Regions from separate parts of the Homo sapiens genome. Here region 1 is linked to region 2. A link is a contact called in ENCODE Hi-C or POLR2A ChIA-PET data. All regions are on one chromosome and are shown on one strand. The core of a region is the stretch at or near the end of the contact, and the rest is flanking DNA. Distances in the headings are between cores, read along the strand shown.

What was found. Hi-C counts contacts between places; a loop is a spot of excess contacts on that map. ChIA-PET counts read pairs that join two places held with the same protein, here RNA polymerase II (POLR2A). Pooled maps may share reads with other maps.
Region 1: a loop to region 2 is called in a pooled map, with 2.5 times the contacts of the local background. The contact joins the promoter of AARS2 here to the enhancer-like site in region 2. A Hi-C loop is called at or near these places in 1 of 50 pooled maps. POLR2A ChIA-PET finds 5 or more read pairs at or near these places in 2 of 52 experiments (GM10248 and MCF 10A).

The regions. Positions count from the first base shown.
Region 1 is chr6:44,311,367-44,316,495 of GRCh38, reverse strand. AARS2 (alanyl-tRNA synthetase 2, mitochondrial) reads left to right here and starts at 3,149. Exons shown (of 22, transcript NM_020745.4): 1 at 3,149-3,415; 2 at 4,233-4,424; 3 at 4,961-5,106. The coding sequence starts at 3,173. LOC124901322 (a long non-coding RNA gene) reads right to left here. Exons shown (of 3, transcript XR_007059594.1): 3 at 1,949-2,345. RefSeq lists an enhancer at 2,845-3,404.
Region 2 is chr6:44,046,664-44,051,537 of GRCh38, reverse strand. The region is part of intron 1 of SCIRT (stem cell inhibitory RNA transcript); the gene reads left to right. Among named protein-coding and RNA genes, the nearest start is that of SCIRT, 26 kb to the left of the region's middle. RefSeq lists an enhancer at 2,251-2,400. Within about 2 kb of position 2,162, at least 7 of the 41 ENCODE cell types and tissues checked have a DNase peak (open chromatin) inside an H3K27ac peak, as active enhancers do.

The DNA of each region.
Region 1 (5,129 bases), core at 1,900-4,399, 260 kb before region 2:
CCTTGTCACTCAAGGTATGGTCTAGTAGACTAGCAGCAGCAGCAGCATCACCGGGAGCCTGCTAGAAATGCAGAATTTCACCTACTCCAGACCTACTGGATCATAGTCTGCATATGTAACAAGATCGCAGGAGATCCATATGCATATTAATGTTTGGCAAGTGTTGGTTGCTTTCACAATCCAGATAAGCCAATGCCATAAATAAACACATCAAATCAGAAACACCTGTCGTAGGCTGACTTTTTAACCTAGACGCTAAAAGACTGTTTTTATGATTTATAAGAGGAAATTCCCAAAGTTGAGTTCCCCATGCTTAGTAAGAGTGAAAATTCCCTTTGTCTTCTCTGACCATCAATCCAGGACAGAATGTCTCACTGATCTTGGGGTCCTGCTCTCAAAGCCAATCGGGAAATCAGAAAGGACACTTTCTACTCCTAGAATAAGAGTGTTACATCTTTTAAACAAGGTGAAAGGGAGAGCACAAAGAATGGCTGGATGCCTTGAACCTACCAAGATAAGTAGGTCGAATGGCAACGTAAGGGTAAATCCCACCTCCAGGGAAGATAAAGCACCACTGTCTTAAACAATGAAAGGAGCACCCCAAATGTTGCTCACAAAACCCAGCTGAGTAACTCGCAAAAAGCAGACCCCATTTGCATGTTAAACCTCAAAATGAAATTCCCATAAATACTAAGACAGTGGATCAGTACCCTTCAGAGAAGTTCCCAGGATTGGTAACTTCCCTGTCTGATGAGTTTTCTCCACCTCCATCTATCTTGGGAAACTGCAGTCCTTCAATTTAACTTCCTCATCAGATGACAGCTGCAAACCAGAACAGACACGTCCCAATCCTAGATGAACCGCTTTGCTTCACTGGGAAATATTAAAAAGAACCTAATGATTCACCAAAGAGCACCACATTTAAAGAAAAGAAAATTATCATTTTTAGTGGCAAAGACAAAATTAGATGAGAGAAAAACCTACTTCAAACAGAAAACAACTAAAAACATTTTTCTAAAAATCCATGGTACATGCTACAACATGGATGAACCTTGAAAATATTATTTTATGTGAAAGAAGCCAGTTACAAAGAACCACATATTACATGATTCCATTTACATGAAATGTCCAGAATATACAAGTCTGTAGAGACAGAAGGTAGATTAGTGGTTGCCAAGGGCTAGGAAGGATGAGACGATTGGGGGTTAATGGCTAAAGGATTTGGGGTTTTATTTGGAAGTAATGAAAATGTTCTAAAAGTGATTGTGGTGATGGATGGGCAACTCTATGTAAATATACTAAAAGGCATTGAACTGTATACTTTATTTAAATGGGCGAATTGTATAGCATGTAAATTATATTTCAATAAAGCTGTTTTAAAAAAATTATATGGCTCCACACTAGATCCATGTTTGGAGTTTCTAATGTAACACAATGACTTTCTGGGCAAAATCTGAAAAAAAAAAAGTTGATGTCAGTACTGAGTAGAGGCCCTGCCAGGTTTGTATGGCAAAACACTCCCATCTCAGTTTGGGAAATAATTTCACAGTCTTGTCTAAAGATCATCAATCTCAGCTGGGCGCAGTGGTGCATGCCTGTAATCCCAGCACTTCGGAAGGCTGAGGTAGGCAGGTCAGCTGAGGTCGGGAGTTCAAGACCAGCCTGACCAACATGGAGAAACCCCATCTCTACTAAAAATACAAAATTAGCCGGGCGTGGTGATGCATGCCTGTAATCCCAGCTACTCAGGAGGCTAAGGCAGGATAATTGCTTGAACCCGGGAGACAGAGGTTGCAGAGAGCCGAGATTGTGCTATTGCACGCCAGCACAACAAGAGTGAAACCCCATCTCAAAAAAATAAAAAAGTCATTAATCACACAGAAATCCCCAGCTGGCTTTAGCTTTCTGTTCCAGAAACACTGGAAAAACCAAAACAGGCCAAACACACTTTCAAAACAACACCTTTAATCTATGTGGGCAAAGGGAGAAAAAGGGGATCATGGAATAGGAGTTATAGGTGCTGTCAGAACACAAAGTTAAGAATTTACTATCACTATAGAAATTCAAGTCCAATGTAGATTCCGCAGAGAAACTATGTATACAAAGACCCCAAATAACTTAACACACACAGAATCGTGGCTAAAAGAGACCACCCTGATGGCTAAGGCCTTCTCGGTTATTACACTGACCTCAGCTCTGGAACCTCTATTGAGTTTTAGCTTTGGCAGATTCTCTTCTGTCTTCCCAATCTGTTTAATTTCCCAAGCCAAGGGCATCATGAGAAGCCCCATGAGCACCCTGATTGCATCCACAAGGGCCTGTTGGCTTCAGGGTCACAGCTGTTACTATGGAAAGACAGAAGGGAGAGGTAGAACAGGTATATCTCTTATCCTAAACGAAAACACACAAAACCTTAGGGCATTAGAAGGCTTAGAGAGTGAAATCTCTGCAGCTATTAGCCAACAGCTTCCTCCTGCCTTGACGACCTGGATTCTCTCTGATCCCCAGGCAAATGAGAAGACCAAATGTTAGGCAATTAATAATATAGCAGATGCTGTTTGGCTTCTGTGTTCTCCTATAGACTCCTGCTTCACGGGCAAAAATGGCCGTGTCTGATGCCAAGGTCCAAGGAAACTGGCAAATGCCTAGAACAGTGCCTAGCACATACTAGGTCTTCAATAAATATTTGTTGAATACCTCTTGAATGAATGCTGATACTCCCCTGTCACTCTCTGCCTTCTTCCCTCAGCCTGGAAAAACACACACAAAACACACACACACACACACACACACACACACGAAGTTGAATCCACACCTGTTTATTGCAACCCCATCTGTAACTTTGCAAAACTAATAAGCACAACAGCAATTACTGCTAGAATACGGATTTCAGTGGGCAGGGCATTTTGTCAATTTTGTACCCTAAAAGCCCAAAACAATGCCTAGCACATAGTAGGCTCTCAATGAATATTTGCTTAATGCCGAATGAATTAAGAGCCTACTATGTGCCGGGCGCTGTGCTAGACTCTGCCAGCGACCCAATCGATCGCTTCCACCCCGGCGGCAGAGGCCGCCCCCTGAGTCCTCCTACCGCCAGGGGCCGCTGTAGGAAACGCCTGGCTTCCTTCCCTCGTCACTCTTTGACCACGTAAAGTCACTGCCCGGAGCTACGATGGCAGCGTCAGTGGCAGCTGCAGCCCGGAGGCTGCGGCGGGCCATTCGAAGGTCGCCCGCATGGCGGGGCCTCAGCCATCGGCCGCTCTCATCGGAGCCCCCTGCAGCCAAGGCCTCGGCCGTGAGGGCCGCCTTTCTGAACTTCTTTCGGGACCGCCATGGCCACCGGCTGGTGCCCTCCGCTTCCGTGCGGCCCCGCGGCGACCCCAGTTTGCTTTTTGTCAATGCGGGCATGAACCAGGTGAGGGCCGAACCATACTGATAGGGAGCGGAGTTCGTGAGTTTTCTGGTGAGAAAGACGCTGCAGGATTGGGCAAAAGAAGCGAGAGGCGGAGTTCGTAGCTTTTGGGGAAAGAGGGCGGTGCTTGGTTGGGTAAAGTGATGGGGGTACGGCGCTCAGAGTATAGGGAGGGCTTGGGGAGGGCTTGAGCTGGGAACTTCTGGATTGGGATTGAGTATTAGGTCCAGAAATGGCTGGAGTGGAATCCCGAGGGAGAAGTCTGATTTCATTTATTCGTTATTTAAATAAAGATAACGCTTTCATTAAATGTTTATTGATCACCTATTGTTTGCTGAGTACTATTCTCTAAGGTTTTGGTTTTTATCAACCACTCATCTTTTCTAGACTTCATTGTCCTCATCTGTAAAATAGGGGCGGCATAAGTTAACCTTAGAGGCCGTCTGGGCTCCCTACTAAATGAGTCTCAGTTTTGTTCCCTGAAGTTATTGGGTGTGGTTGAAGAAGCTGAGACGGAGGATGCCACCTTTCAGCGTCCCATTTCCAGCTCCCAACACATTCCTCCTTCTTTTACCTTGCCTATTTTACTAGGCAGAGGGTCTCCGGTTCATGATTTGTTTACCTCTTCTCTGCTCCCCACACACCAGAGATGGCTGTCCCGAGGCTCCCAGTTTGTCCTCATAGACCAAGATTACACTGCACTCTCAGGGGCACAGTCAGCCTTCGGTCTGAACAGCCATCCCTATCCTCACTCCCCACATTTCCCTTCTACTGAGAAATTGGATATCCCTCTCCCCCTCCCCACTCTATGTGCTTCCAGTTCAAGCCAATCTTTCTGGGCACCGTGGATCCACGAAGCGAGATGGCAGGCTTCCGACGTGTGGCCAACAGCCAGAAATGTGTGAGAGCTGGAGGACACCATAACGACCTGGAAGATGTGGGTCGAGACCTTTCCCATCATACCTTCTTTGAAATGCTTGGCAATTGGGCCTTTGGGGGTGAATATTTTAAGGTGAGTCTCTGGGGATCAGTGATCAGCCAAGAAGGGAGTCAATTTGTCCTGTTTCCATTGTACTGTCTGCTTAGGCAGGGCCTCATACCAGATGTGGAGGCAAAGTGCTAGTTGAGCCGGTGTAACAGGAATTACCTCACCTCCCTGATTGGATTGTAAGTCCCTGAAGGGCAGAGACTGTACTTTCTGCCTAATGATCACTCAAAAATTGTTGTTTGAATAAATGGTCAAACAGCAATGCTAAGGTGCTTACTGGAGTTAAAGATCACTCTAGGCTAGAGTAGGCAGAGAATTTCATGTGAAAGTGGGACTTGGTCTGGGACTTGAAAGAAGATAGGACTTAGAAGAAGGGGGAAGCTTTCTGGGCAGGAAAACACTCAGAGGCAGTAATGGTTCATGGCTTATTCTGGGAACAAGATGGCAGCAGAAATGCTTTTGTCTTAAGTCGGGAGCTAAACTCATGTGGCTTGATTACTTCAGTGGGGTCTCCCTCTCACCCGTCTTCCCCCCCCACCCCATGCTGGTTTCTGCTGCAGGAGGAGGCTTGTAACATGGCCTGGGAACTGCTGACTCAGGTCTATGGGATCCCTGAGGAAAGGCTCTGGATCTCCTACTTTGATGGTGACCCCAAGGCAGGGCTGGACCCAGACCTGGAGACCAGGGACATCTGGCTGAGCTTAGGGTAAGTCAGCCCCCTTCTTATGT
Region 2 (4,874 bases), core at 913-3,412:
GCCAGAGGGAGTCTCTGGCACCCCAGCCCCCACCGTCCCCTCCCACCCCAGGCCCCAGTGTCCCCTCCTACCCCAGGCCCCACTGTCTCCTCCTACCCCAAGTCCCAGCATCCCCTCCTACCCCAGGCCTCACCGTCTCCTCCTACCCCAGGTCCCAGGGCCTCAGGCCCCAGCGTCCCCTCCCTTGTACTCTGCTTCCTCCCCATGGCAGTGCTGCCCATTCCCTCCCTGCATCCCACTCCATCCTAATGCCAGCCCTCCCTGGCTCAGGCGGCTGGGAATACCCGTGGTGGGTCATTACAGGACACCACTGCCTGAGGGTCAGAATGCAGGAGGCCTAGCTGTGAGCTGGAACCCATCAGAGGCCAATCTAAGTCCTGGCAGCAGTCAGGACAGGAAGGGCTGGCTGATGAGAAAGGTGTTCCTGAGAACTGCAGTTTCCAAGCTCTGTCTTAACCCTTCCCACTCTGACATGAGGGTGTGTCCTGACATTTTCCAATGGTGACAGGTGGCTGCAGGTCTCTGGTTCCTCAACCCAGGTTGGTGAGGTGAGGTTGATTTCATAGAGAAACCACGCCCCTGCCTCAGGGAGTCCTAGTCTGAGGGAGACACAGCCCCGTCCTCAGGGAGCCCCAGTCTAAGGGGAGACACAGCCCTGTCCCCAGGGATCCCCCTCAGAGAGGGAGACACAGCCCTGCTTACAAGTGGCGCAGGGTCAGATATGTGGGAGATTTTGTCTGATTATTAAACTGATAATCAATATCATGGCATTACTTTTGAATTTCCATGTGCACTTGTGGGAAATCAGCAGCTTGAACACACATTCGTTGCTCTTAAGCTCCAGGAATCATGCGGCTGCAGATGGAGAGAGTTCTTAGCGGATGGTTTTGTTCTGGTTGCCCTCTTGGGGTCAGCTGCCCGCTTTTTTGAGACCCCTCCTTGCCTCACAAACCACTCAGCAAGTGGGTAATTTTCAACAGCTTGTTCCAACTCCTTCTTTGGTATCCCCATAACTTATATAACTCCCAGCTTTCAATTAACAATTAAACTTGGTGAGCAAGAACACAAAAGGAAACATGTCTGTGTGCAACTGGCCCTTCTTCAACTGTGTGGTTTAGATGTCTCTGATTTATTTTCCACAATTAGTGGCTGGCCTTCTCCCAACCTCTCTCCCTGTTCTCTTTGAAGGGGCTGCTGCTGGCTGGGCACAGCAGCCTAGCAAAGCTGTCTGAGGGCACCCTTTTCTCTGGGGCTGAGATCACCAAAGAGCTCAGGCCTCTTGGTTCCTGGGCTACATGGGGGTGACTATCAAGCTCTCCAAGGGGGAGGAGGGGGCCCGTGCCCACCTACAGGGTGAGGAGGAAAGGCCCAGAAATGCTGGCACCTTTGCAAGCCTTTTCTGTGCTCTTCATCTTCCAGCAAGTCATTCCAACTCCAGTGCCTCACCTTCCTTATCTGTTAAATGGGAGTGAATAATTGGGTTAGGTGCTTCCTAGAGCTCCTTGCACTCAGACTTTGAGAGTTATTCCTGCTTCCCTCCCCACCCTGCTCAGGGCTCTCCTGACACCCTGTCATGACCACAGAGGGTGGGTTAATCTCTGACCCTGTCCAGCAGCCAACTTGGTCACCAAGTGTGCTACCAGACAGCCTCGTGCTGCTGGCCCAAGGGTTGCAGCCCTATCTCTTCCAGCCTTAGTCTGGCACTCTGATGCATGAGGACATGTATGGATATGCAGGTGAGTGGAGCCATTTGGCCACGTTTCCTGGGACCCCTCTGAGCCAGCCACTGGGCCTTGCCTTTAAGAGACTCCCAGGACAGTGAGATGACTGTGCACAGGAGGCTTGAGGAATGAGTGCTGAAGCCAGCAAATATTTACTGAGCACCTGCTCCAAGCCAGGCCCTGGGCTGGGCAGGGGACAGCAAAACTGAATAAATAGACATGGTGCAGTTCCTCATGATTAGAGGCACATACGAGTTCCAAAGTCAGCTGATCAGGTTCAAGCCCTGGTCTGATGCTCTTTTGGGCAAGGTATTTAGCCTTTCTACACCTTGATTTTTTCTATCTGGAAAATGGGGATGCTAATAGTACACAACCATGGGGTTGTAGTAAGGATGAAATGAGTCAGTGTTTAGAGTGCAGGGCGTGGTCATTGCAACTTTCATTTTGTGAGCACTAACTCTGTGCCAGAAAGTGTCATGGCATTTGATGAAAACCACGTCCCTTACAGAGAAGGAGAGAGCACTTCTGGCTGAGCTGAGAGAGAGGCTTCATGGAAGAGCTGGTGCCACAGTTTGGTCTTGAAAGATGGAGTTAAATTCCATAGGTGGCAATGGGGGAGGGCGTTCCAGGAGGGGGAACAGCATGGACAAAGGCATGGAGGCAGAAAGACAAAAAATGTGCTGGGGGAACTCCAAAAGGACCAGTGAGACTAAAAGGCAAGGGAGATAAAACTGGAAAGTAGGCTTAGGCCAGATGAACATCTAGACCACAGAATGTGGCCTTTGTCCTGTAGGCAAAGGGGAGCCGTGATGGTTGCTGAGCAAGGGGATCTCGAAGGGAGATGAAACTGCTGATTTCAATAAGGCAGCAGAGTTAGTTTCCTTAGATGATAATAACAACAAGAATGATAATCAGAAACATTTCATTTTGTAGATTCTAAAGTTCGCTGAGCATTTTCATGGGCACAACCTCATCTGATCATTATGGCAACACTGTGGGGTGAGTTGAGCAGGGATTATTGCACCCACTTTACAGAGAGGAGGATGGGGCTTATCTGAGGTTACCTAGCAGGTTGATGGCAAAGTCAGAAGCTAACGTGGGTCTCCTGGCCAGCATCAGCATGGATGGCCCAGTGTGAGTGAGGGACATAGGTCCCCATCTCATGGCTGCCCAGGGGAAATGGACCACCTTCTCAAGCCCCATCCTTAAGCTTGAAAATGTGTTTGTGTGTGGAGGGGGTCGTAAGGATGTCTGTGCAGAGAGCCTTCCAGTCACGCCAGCACCAAATCTTCTGTACTTCTGGCCCATTGCCAGGGGCCAGCACGCACTAGGCCAGCACGCATCTAACCTCTGCTGATTGGTACCGAGAGCATTGGTGATTTGGGCAGGGGGTTGGCTGCACCACTGCCAAGAGGCTGGTGAACTGCTGCAGGGGTTTGGGGAAGACATACACATAGCCCTACGCTTTTAGTGAGTCCTTCACCTCTGTAGAAGCCTCTCCCAGCTGAGCAGCAGCCAAGGCAGATGGAGGGAAGCTTCCCATTCACCTTCTCTTCTGCTGGGACTGTTCCCTGACCCCCCTGGGTTCCTGCCCCAGGACTGGGAGTCTGGCTTCTGATGGCCCAATCTTAGCTCTTCCCTCTCCTTGGATTCTGCCTGCTGGCTGATACCCTTCCACACTGAGGCCTTCCTCCTCTGATGTTCATTTCCAGGTCCTGGTCCCCAGCAGGGCCTAGGGTGAGAAAGGAAACAGTAGAACCCCTGGCTTCCCGAGCCTGCTCCATCCCGAGTTCTCAGCAGGGCCAGGCTGGCCTATCTTTCTAGAGGACCCAGCACAGGGCCTGCCTCAGAGTGCAGCCCAGGTAGCACCTGCTGGTTCTGTCTGCCAGGGCCCCAGCCTTCATGGGAGGCCAAGAGCCTTAGGGGAACGGACAGTGAACCCAAAAAAGTACATTGTGATATAAGCCAAAGGGTGGCCCCAGTGAAAGGCTTTGTAGGAGTTTGGAGCAGGTGAGGTTGTGGAGGCAGTCAGGGACTTCCTGGAGTGGTGTCCTGGATTAGAGCTCAGCCTTCCCTGAAGGTGGTGGGGCTTGGTTAGGGGAAGGGGTCTATACAGAGGATTCTTTCCAGAGGGTGGGGAGCCAGACTTACCGTGCCATATGAAGCAGTGGGTTGAGGGGCATGAGCAGAGGGGTGTGGGCATGCTTGCCTCAGGCCAGCCCTGGAAGGTGTGCAAAATGGCCCTGGGTAGTGATGGGCTGTTGACTGATTGATCGATTCATTTATTCAAGTTTATCCAGCACCTCCTCTGTGCCAGGTGCTGTGCTTGGGGCTAGGAGCTTAATGATGAGTAAGACAGATGTATCCCTTCCCTCCTGAGCTCCTGGTTGAGATGGGAAGGCTGAGGAGCAAACAGACTGTTTCAACACACTGTGATCAGTGCCAGGACAGAAGAGATACAGTGTCCCCTAGAGCAGAGAGGAGGCTTCAGCTTGAGACCCGGGGGTGGATCTAGGAAGACTTTCCAGGAGAGGTGGAGCTGAGATCTGCAGGATGATGAGTGAGCTGGGAGTGGGGGTGAGCATCCCAGAACTGGGAGAGGGGTGGCATTCCTTTCAATGGGTGAGGATCATGACATGGGGAGGGGAAGAGGAGGCGAGGTGCAATGGCAGATCTTGCATGTTGTGCTGCATTAAGGAATTATCCGGAGGGCACTGGGAAACGTTTGAAAGGTTTTAAGCAAGGGCTGGATGGGATCCGATTTGTGTTTTGGAAAAAACCTCTTTGGCTCAGGTAGAGAACAGGTTGGAGGGCACCTGAGTTGTCCAGGCTCAGTTCCAAGACAGGGAAGAGCCCCTCCCAGATGCAAGCCCTGTGAGGACAGCATGGTGATCCTCTTGCTGTTACCCTACAAAGTCCTGTAAAGGGTGTTGCCCAAGTCCCCTTAAGGGAGGACACCCGGTTCCGGATGATGGCTGGTCTTCTTGCCCATAGGGTCCCTTCCTTTGGCTGGCTGTGAGGGTGGCTCAGCTCTCTGGCACCAACAGGGAGAAGTGGGACTCACCCTGCCAGGACTGCATGTTGAGGGGTTGGTGGAGAACATTTTGGAGAGGGCAGGAGAGAGCCAGTTCTCAAAGAGGGAACTGGTTCAAA